Regions from separate parts of the Homo sapiens genome. Here region 2 is linked to region 1. Evidence: chromatin contacts called from ENCODE Hi-C or POLR2A ChIA-PET data. All regions are on one chromosome and are shown on one strand. Each heading gives the region's core, a stretch centred on a gene start or an enhancer-like site at or near the end of the contact. The rest is flanking DNA. Distances are from core to core; before and after follow the strand shown. Region 1 holds the start of PRPS1 (phosphoribosyl pyrophosphate synthetase 1). Region 2 holds the start of FRMPD3 (FERM and PDZ domain containing 3).

Region 1 (4,293 bases), core at 1,185-3,684:
TCTCGGCTTACTGCAATCTCTGCCTCCCAGGCTCAAGTGATCCTCTCATTTCAGCCTCCCCAGAAGCTGGGACTACAGGTGCTTGCCACCATGCCCAGCTAATTTTTGTATTTTTTGTAGAGATAAGGTTTTGCCATGTTGCCCAGGCTGGTCTGCAAATCCTGAGCTCGAGTGATCCGCCCGCCTCGGCCTCCCAAAGTACTGGGATTACAGACATGAGCCATCGTGCCCACCTGAGTCCCCCAATCACTGTTTTGTTTTGTTTTGTTTAGACAGAATCTCACTCTGTCGCCCAGGCTGGAGTGCAGTGGTGCGATCTCCGCTCACTGCTGCAACCTCTGCCTCCCAAGTTCAAGTGATTCTCTTGCCTCAGTGGGACTACAGGTGCCCACCACCACGCCTGGCTAATTTTTGTATTTTTTGTAGAGACGAGGTTTCGCCACGTTGCCCAGGCTGGTCTTGAACTCCTGAGCTCAAGTGATCCGCCCACCTCGGCCACCCTGAGTGCTGGGATTACAGGCGTGAGCTACCGTGCCTGGCCGGCCTCCAATCACTCTTATCTCATTGACCTCACTTTCCTCCTTTTCTCTTATAGATACATTCCACCTCCACCACACAACACTCGTCCCGCATTGGTATTCCTCAAACAAGCGAGATACATCTGCCTTAGGGTATTTGCCCTTTCTGTTCTCTTTGCTTATCGAGATATCAACATGGCTCATTTTTTTGTTTTTTTTTTCCTCCTTCAGGTCTTTGCCCAAATGTTACCTTCCAAGACAGGTCTTCTCTGACCACCCTACTTAAAATTGTACTCCTCTCCTCTACACTCTGGCACATTATCCCACTTTCCTTGCCTGATTTTTTTTTCCACAACACTTATTGCCATTTGACATACTATGCATTTTGCTTATTTACATGTTTATTGTTTGAGAATGTAAACTCCATGACAGCAGGGTATTTTTAATTGTTTACTAATGTATTCTTGTGCCAATACACAGGGCCTAGCACATAAAGAATGTTCACTAAATATTTATTGAATGAACGAATCCCTTGGGGCAAATACTTTGTAGTCCCCTCAACGCCTTGCACACTGCCTTGCATGCAATAGAACACTCAGTAAATATTTGATGAATGGCCTATGATGGAAGACTACTAATATTCTGCCTTGCAGTTTACTTCCTTCTCCAAGTATTCCTATATACATGGGCCTACATTAAATTTCTGAGCTTGTAAAAGTGCAAAAAAGGTCAGAAGGAGAAGTCCTCCATGGACACTGCTGAAAATAGCAGTAAGACAAAGACAGGATGCTGCTTTGAGTATTTTCTGCCTTTGCCACTTAGATAAATCCCTCTCCCACCTCCATCTCAGTTTTATCATATGTAAAACGACTATATGATCTCTGAGGTCCCTTCTATTTTTACATTTGGTAGTTATGAGCACTATGGTCACTTTTGATTCCAGAATTGTATGATTTTTATCTTCTCCTAACCCATGCTTAAAATATGCTTAATGGAAACATGGTGCAAGAATAAAGGCTCACTTAGGTCCAATTAACAAGTATCGCTATAAAAATAATAAAACATGGTGTAAAAGGCCACATTAGCAACATGTAGCTGATGACATTGAGGCTTACATGAGGCAGACAGGACTAAAACCCAGGTTTTTTCAAATCCCTTCAGGGCTCTTTATCTGAAGTCCCATAGAACACTATACTTTCTTTCCTTTCCGAGGGCTATAAAAGTTAGATCTTTATTGTCCAGATAGTTTGGAAAATCCATCTTCCTTCACTTGTTTCAACATACTTGGTTCCAGCACTAGAAACAAAACAACTTTCTCTTGCAGTGTCTCTTGGATGATTCAGGTGGCATGCCTTCAGTCACTTCCCCCATGTAAACTGTCTTGCAGGCAAAGGCGACACTGCAATTACAATGGGCAAGCAAACTCCTTGCATGCACGTCTGTGATGTAAAAGTGTTTTAATTCAGCCCCATCCTTATAAAGAGATAAAAAATGTGTTCAGAAACATGCAAACTCGTGGCTGTCATCCTGATAAACAGATTTTCTTAAAGGAAACTGTAAACCAGAGCCAGACTTACTTTCCTGCGCTGAGGGAGGGGAAATAAAAAAGCAGGCATGGTTGATTTCCCGCTAGCGGGAACGATCTGGCCTCAGACGTCACCAGCATCCCTCCACCCCCAGTCCAACGTCTCCTGTCCCCAACAGCCTAGCTACAGGGGGCCGGGCTATGGGTTAGTCTCGCCCCCGTTCATGCTCTTCACCCAATACCTGAGAGAATCGGAAGGAGGCAGAGCTACACCGAGGACCAAACCCCGCCCTTCGCTCCCTCTTAGCTAATCGTTGCCAGCGGGGTGTGGACTTCGCCGCTGACCCCACCTCCGCCGCTTTGGGTAATTTAGAGCCGCGCGCCGGGCGGGAATGTAAGATGGCGGAGTAGCAACGCAAAGCGCTTGGTATTGAGTCTGTGGCCGACTTCGGTTCCGGTCTCTGCAGCAGCCGTGATCGCTTAGTGGAGTGCTTAGGGTAGTTGGCCAGGATGCCGAATATCAAAATCTTCAGCGGCAGCTCCCACCAGGACTTATCTCAGAAAATTGCTGACCGCCTGGGCCTGGAGCTAGGCAAGGTGGTGACTAAGAAATTCAGCAACCAGGAGACCTGGTAAGGACCAAGTTGGGACCCTGACTAGACCTCACCTGCCCAGGCGGCAGAGTATAGGAGGGATGGGGTCGCCGCTTGAGCTCAAACAGACTGGGGGTTGGGGGGAGAGGGTGCAGCTCTGTGACTAGCCTACCCCACGGGCTGTTTCCGTTATTTTACCTCTCGCGGGAGGGTCACGTTCATTCTTACCGTGCGGTGGGGTGGAGTCAAAAGATGGAGTGTGAGGCGAAGCTTCTGCGTTTGAGGGCAAGGGCTGGGGGACCCAATAGATAGTGGCTGCATAGAGCGACGAGAGGGGACCGACGCTTAGCCAGGGCGGTAGGGACACGTGGCTTGGCTTTGCTGTTGAGCCACCCAGGCTGGACTGGGTTGCTTCAGCTCTTAGACTAGCTTGCATTTAGAGAGCCTACCTGCGTACTGAGCTCTCCTGGTCTTTCTTTTCCTAGAGTCCAATAAGCAGCTTTTTGATTCGAAATGGTGTTGGTCCGTTCGGCTTGGTGTTGAGGGAAACTGACATTATATACTGCAGGCGCCAAAATTATTACGACTTCCCTTAGATCAGCAAGCGTTGGCTTTTCTCATCTTATGAATCATCTACCTGAGTAATTGGAGCCATAAATCTAGTTGATTTGTTAAAGTGATGCGTTGACTCTGCATCCTTGATAGCCAGCATCTCAGCTTGAGCCATCCAAAAAATCTTGGAAATCTCAATTCTGGAATGTTTGACCTTCCCCAGTGCAGCTAGTGGTACAGATAATGCAAAAGCGTATTTTTCAGTAACCGAGTCCATCCTGGACTTGGCTCCTTCTTTAAGCTCTGTGTAGGGAATTTAGGAAACAATTTTATACCTGAATGTTAAAGATAATTGAGGACAGGCAATGTAGTGGAAGACTAGGATTGGACAGTGCATTGCAACTTGCGTTTTTTCCATTGCCTTGCCAGTAAAACTTGCTTCCTCGACTCCGACTTACACCCTCTACCGGCACCATGGGACTGTTTTAGAGATGACTTGGTTACCTGATTATTTCAGTGCCCCTTCCACCTAAGTGTGGGATCTTTAGTTTCTGATAGGTGTAATTTGTATTTTATTGTTACCCTATCGATTAAATCAGAGCCCTGCCCACAATCTTACAGATTTGTTAAGGGGAAAGTTTTCACCTAATAATCAGATAAGAATATTTCGAATATTTTTTCCTAAATGTTTTTGCTTACTTTTTTGCTTTCTTTGGACTGATTTCCAAGTTTAACTCGCCTTATCTCTTTTAGACCCAGCTGATAAAGTAATGTCACCGATAATGGACAGCTTCTTCCCGAATTATTGTGCTACTGATTGTGATGCAAATGATAGTGTAAACATTGCCATCTGTAACCAGGCAATACCTTAGTTAAAAGAGGCTTACAAACTGCTGTCTTTAGATTTTTCCAAACCATTATGGCTCATGGGCCTTAATAAAGAATACAAAACAGGACTAGACTTTGTGATTGGCAATATAGTTAGGGGACAAGAATGTTTTTCATTTAGAGGTTTTCTTTGGCCCCTGTGGATATTTAATCCTTTTCCTATGCGTCTAGGAAAAATGTGAAGGCATGAAAGCTTTATTTTCTCCTTGTGTTAATC
Region 2 (4,293 bases), core at 740-3,239, 180 kb before region 1:
CCCACCTCCTGAGACACCACCCCAAGAAAATCTGCCAGGGACAGTCTGGCTGGAAATATTATTATTCATACTGGACAGCTGGTTCCTGGCTCCCTCTCCAGTCCCTGGAGATGGGAGGCCAATTCTTCCCTGTTTCTCTTCATCTCTTTCCTTCAGAAGGATTAGAAATAAAGTCTGAGTCACTTTTCTGGCTAGCCTTTTTTTTTTTTTTTTGCACTAGCTCAGTGTGTCTGTGGCCCCACATGTGACTGACTCCATGTGTGTCCCTTTGTGTGTGCTGTGTTCCTCAGAGCATCTTCTCAGGTTGGGCTCTGCCTGTGCATTTGCAGGGAATGTTGTGTGTTTCTCTCCCTGCATGTCTTCACTTTCACTTGTCATCCGCTTTTAATAATTCCATCAGCTTGGTTTACCAGCTTAGGCTACTCCCATCCAGATGCAGGGAATTTCCATCCTTTTTTCAAGGTGGGAAGTGCCAGGAAGAAAGCAAAAGTGTGCTCAGTGGACCGATGGCCAAATCTGCTAGTCAGCTACTCCACTGCTGAGCCCAGCTGTGGGAAGCCACGGAGCCCTGTGCCCGGAGCTCTCCTCTGTATCCTGGAAATTCCGTGCAGCCTAGGAGAACAGCCCTTGTCCCACAATTGCCCCTCAGTAGCCCTCCGGCCTCTTCTGAAGCTTTAACCAAGTGCTTGAAAAGAACCGAAAGTGAGGAAATATTCCAACTAGAATGGATCCCTTTGTGCCAACAGCCTCCTTTAGAGTTCAGGAACACAGAGGAAATCGAGGAGGGCTGACTTTTCACCTTAGAACTCACAAGGCCCAAATGTGCCAATGTTTAACTGTCTCTCCGAGGTGCTTCTGACACCCGGAAATTCACCATGTATTTGGCATCACCAGGAGCTCCTCAACTCCACTGCTTCCTCCTGCTTCTCTCTTCCCTGGCCTTAACTTCACCACCCAGACCCACTGTCCAGCTTCCCAGTCTCTCTGGGTCCCCACTGAGGCTGCCCTTTTTGGGGAAGGAAGAGTGGCCTTTTTTCTTGGCCCTCAAAACTCCTCTGAAGGGGTCTGGAGCCCGCTGGGAGACCAAGAGCTTCTCTTGAATCTCGGCTGCTGCATGTTTAGTATTCACAGCATGTCTCTAAAAAACGTCCTGAGATCATTCATCAGGCACTGTGCTGTGTGCCTAGCTGCTCTCCTTCCGGGTGTGTGTGTGTGGCCAGGACCCTCCCTCCATCTGCTGGTGAACACACATGCACACACACCTTAACCTTTTTCCCTTTTCACCAAACCAATCGCATTTTCTAAGCAGACCTTTGCCAGCTGGCAGATCGCTCCCTTACTGAGGTGGGCTCCTGGCGTTGGGCCTGGGCTCGAAGCCGCTCACACTCCAGTGCTGGGGAGAGGCGCTGAGAGCAGGAGCCCGAGCCGAAACTCAAGGTGCGTGTGGATGTTTGCGATGGTGACCAGGAGGGGAGCTGCAGGGAGGGCATCCCCAGCAGAAGGCGAGCAAACAAGGGGCGAGAAGCAAGGTCAGGGGCCAGGGAACGGAGTCTCCGAAGCAAGCGTTCCTGCTGCCCCTTCTCCGCAGTTCACTCCCCGCCCCCCTTTCCCGGGTTCACTTTGGAAATTGGCTTGCCCTCTCGGCAGCCAGCAGTTCCCGGCAGAGTCCGGCCGTAACGGTCAGATTCAAGAAGTGAGGCAGCGCCAGGCTGGGTGGCTGGGTTGCTGGGTTGTTCTTGGGAGATTCTTTCCCCAATTGTCAATTTTTTGCTTATTTTTAGTAGTGACCCGAGCCAGGAACTGCGCCTTTAAGCCGCTTTCCCATTCGGGGAAATCGACGCCAGCACTCGAGGGTCGGGAGGCGCCGGAGAGGCCCCTCATTCTGCACTCCCCTCTTTCCTCCCCCTCCCCCTCCCCCCGCCCCTTCTCCCCTCCCCTCCTCGGCCGTCCGGCCGCCTCGCCGCCATCCGTCACCTCGCAGCCTGCCGCACTCCTGGAGCGAGAGAGCGACGAGCGAGCCACGGCGATGGTGCCGCCCGCGGCGCAGCCATGAAGCCCGCCCGAGGAGCCCGCGCGCGCTCCTGCCATCCTGCCCGCAGCCCGCCGCCTGCGCGCCAGCTCCCCGCGTCCCGGGCCAGCTGCTGCCGCCCTGCCAACCTCTGCCCGCCCCGCCGCCCGGCGCCACTGAGCCCCAAGCCCATGCCGGGCTCGGGGGCACGGGTGCCCTAGTCCCGCTGCCGCCGCCGCCGCCGCCGCCGCTGCGCCGCCGCTGCCGCGCCGCTGAGGAGGCGGAGGAGGAGGAGGAGGAGGAGGAAGAGGAGGAGGAAGAGGAGGGGGAGGAAGGTAAGAGGCGCGCTGCCTTCAGGGGGGCGCGCCCGCTGTCTCAGCCCAACCGGGGGTGGGTCGCGGCGGGAGCGTTCCGCCCCGGGCCGGCTGGGGGGCGACTGGCGCTTGGGCGCCCCCGGGAGCCGGGGGCAGGGCGGGGGGCGCCGAACGTCTGGCCGCCCGGAGTTTGGGCGGGCGGGGTAACGGCCCGTTGCGTGCCCACTGCCCCGGCGAGTCTCTGGCTTGGCGGGCTCGTTTGGCCTCCGCGGGTGCGGGGTGAGGAGTCGAGCGCAGGGGAGTGCAGCGCGTTCATTATGGAGCCTTTGTGTGCGCGCCTGGGCTGTGGGCACAGTTGGGAGAGCTGGCGAGACGCGGGGCCTGGCTGCTAGGAGGTGGCCACTTAGCCGGGGTGCCCGGCGAAGCCCGAGCCCAGGGGCTGCCAGAAACAGCTGTCTGAAGCATGTGCGTGGTTCCCGGGGCCATGTTCACAAGCGGACACGGAGGCGCACACACACGCACACACAGCCGCACAACATACCCGGCGCTCAGCCACACAGTCAGCCCCATGCAAAGACCACACACACACACACACACACACACACACACACACACACAGAGAGAGAGAGAGAGAGCGCGAGCTACACTTGCCCCCTCCCACCAAGATGCTAATAAAGCTCAAACACATATACAGATACATGCACCTCCCCCTAGCGCTGCTAAAACATGCACACACAAACACACTCCTCTACTCCCCAGCCTAGTGCTTTGGAGGTTGGAGAGTGTGTGTGTGTATGTGAGTGTGTGTGTGTTTTCTCAGAGTGGTCTTGAGAAACTACATGACAACTGCACATTACTGCAGATCCAGTACCTGCTGCTTCCCCCCAATACACACCCAGCAACCCCCCGTCACACGCAGCTACTGTAGACACCTCCACCAGAGCCCTTAAGAACCCCATTCTGGCAAAAAGCGTGCCCAACTCTGGTAGTCATACCCTCCACGCTCGAGCTGTTGGGTTTCCTGCACACACACACCACAGCCCCATACACACACACTGAAACCACTGCAGGGGCAAATGTTTGACACCTTCCCCCAGAAGCAGGTGGCACCTCCACCCTTGCAGCTGCAACTAAAGAGCCCCAGATGACAGCAAACGCCGAATTCTGCTAGACCTGCCCCTCCCCTTGGCATCTTGGTCCAGGTGCAAAACCCTGGAGTCCACCGGGTGGTCTTAGCATCCTGCAGCTCTTACGGAGGGCGGGGCAGTCTCTGGACTCCTGCCTTCGGAGGAACTGCTATAAGCGCAAGGCTCCCTTGGGGGCGCCCTTCTCGAAGTGGAGGGTGGGGGATTCTATGCTGACTCAGAGCGAAGCACCAAGTGAGTTTTCCCAGCTGGAGACCGGGGTAAATGGCGAACTCCACCTGGGCCTAGAGGACCCGGGATAGTGTGCCAGTTCAGCCACAGAGGCCCTCAGCTTGGAGGCCCTGCCCCTCCCTCGCCTTCCTTGCCCATGAAGCTCACTGCAGGAGAAGCAGGGGGAACCCAGCTGCCAGCTTCTTGGGAGCTAAGAGAGGCTTTTCGGGAAGCCTTTGCTGTTTCCGCTGAGCAAAGAGATCTTGCTCTACCCGGGGAGACCTCAACAAGACTTGGCCGTGCCCAAGCAAACATGCCAGCGTCTACCCAATTTCATGGCTTGTTTTTTTGTTTGTTTGTTTTTGTATTTCATGTGAAAGGACTAATTCAACCTTAGCAGCTTGTCATGAAGGCACCCCTGAGGTTAAATAAGGCATAATGTATTGTGGATGGGGGAAACAAGGTTGAGGGGAGCAAGGACTAGTGGGTTTTACTGTTTTAAGTAGAGATGCGGAGTTAGAATGTAGACCGTGGTAAAATCGTGACGGCGATGGCTTCTACGTCAGAGCCCCTTCCCTGCTCCTGCCCCTCCCGTCGGCTGCTCAGGGCTCCTCTG

What was found. A loop is a pair of places that touch in the nucleus more often than their neighbours do. ChIA-PET counts read pairs that join two places held with the same protein, here RNA polymerase II (POLR2A). Pooled maps may share reads with other maps.
Region 2: a map of OCI-LY7 shows a loop between it and region 1 (9-fold over the local background). The contact joins the promoter of FRMPD3 here to the promoter of PRPS1 in region 1. A Hi-C loop is called at or near these places in 3 of 168 maps with a recorded cell type or tissue (CD8-positive, alpha-beta T cell, OCI-LY7 and natural killer cell), 3 of 37 single-sample maps with no recorded cell type and 13 of 50 pooled maps. POLR2A ChIA-PET finds 5 or more read pairs at or near these places in 7 of 52 experiments (HEK293, HEK293T, K562 and 3 more).

What each region holds. Positions count from the first base shown.
Region 1 is chrX:107,626,076-107,630,368 of GRCh38, forward strand. PRPS1 (phosphoribosyl pyrophosphate synthetase 1) reads left to right here and starts at 2,435. Exons shown (of 7, transcript NM_002764.4): 1 at 2,435-2,675. The coding sequence starts at 2,554. RefSeq lists a silencer at 2,273-2,322.
Region 2 is chrX:107,447,663-107,451,955 of GRCh38, forward strand. It overlaps FRMPD3 (FERM and PDZ domain containing 3), which reads left to right and starts at 1,990. Exons shown (of 15, transcript NM_001388459.1): 1 at 1,990-2,343. RefSeq lists enhancers at 862-1,362, 3,197-4,111.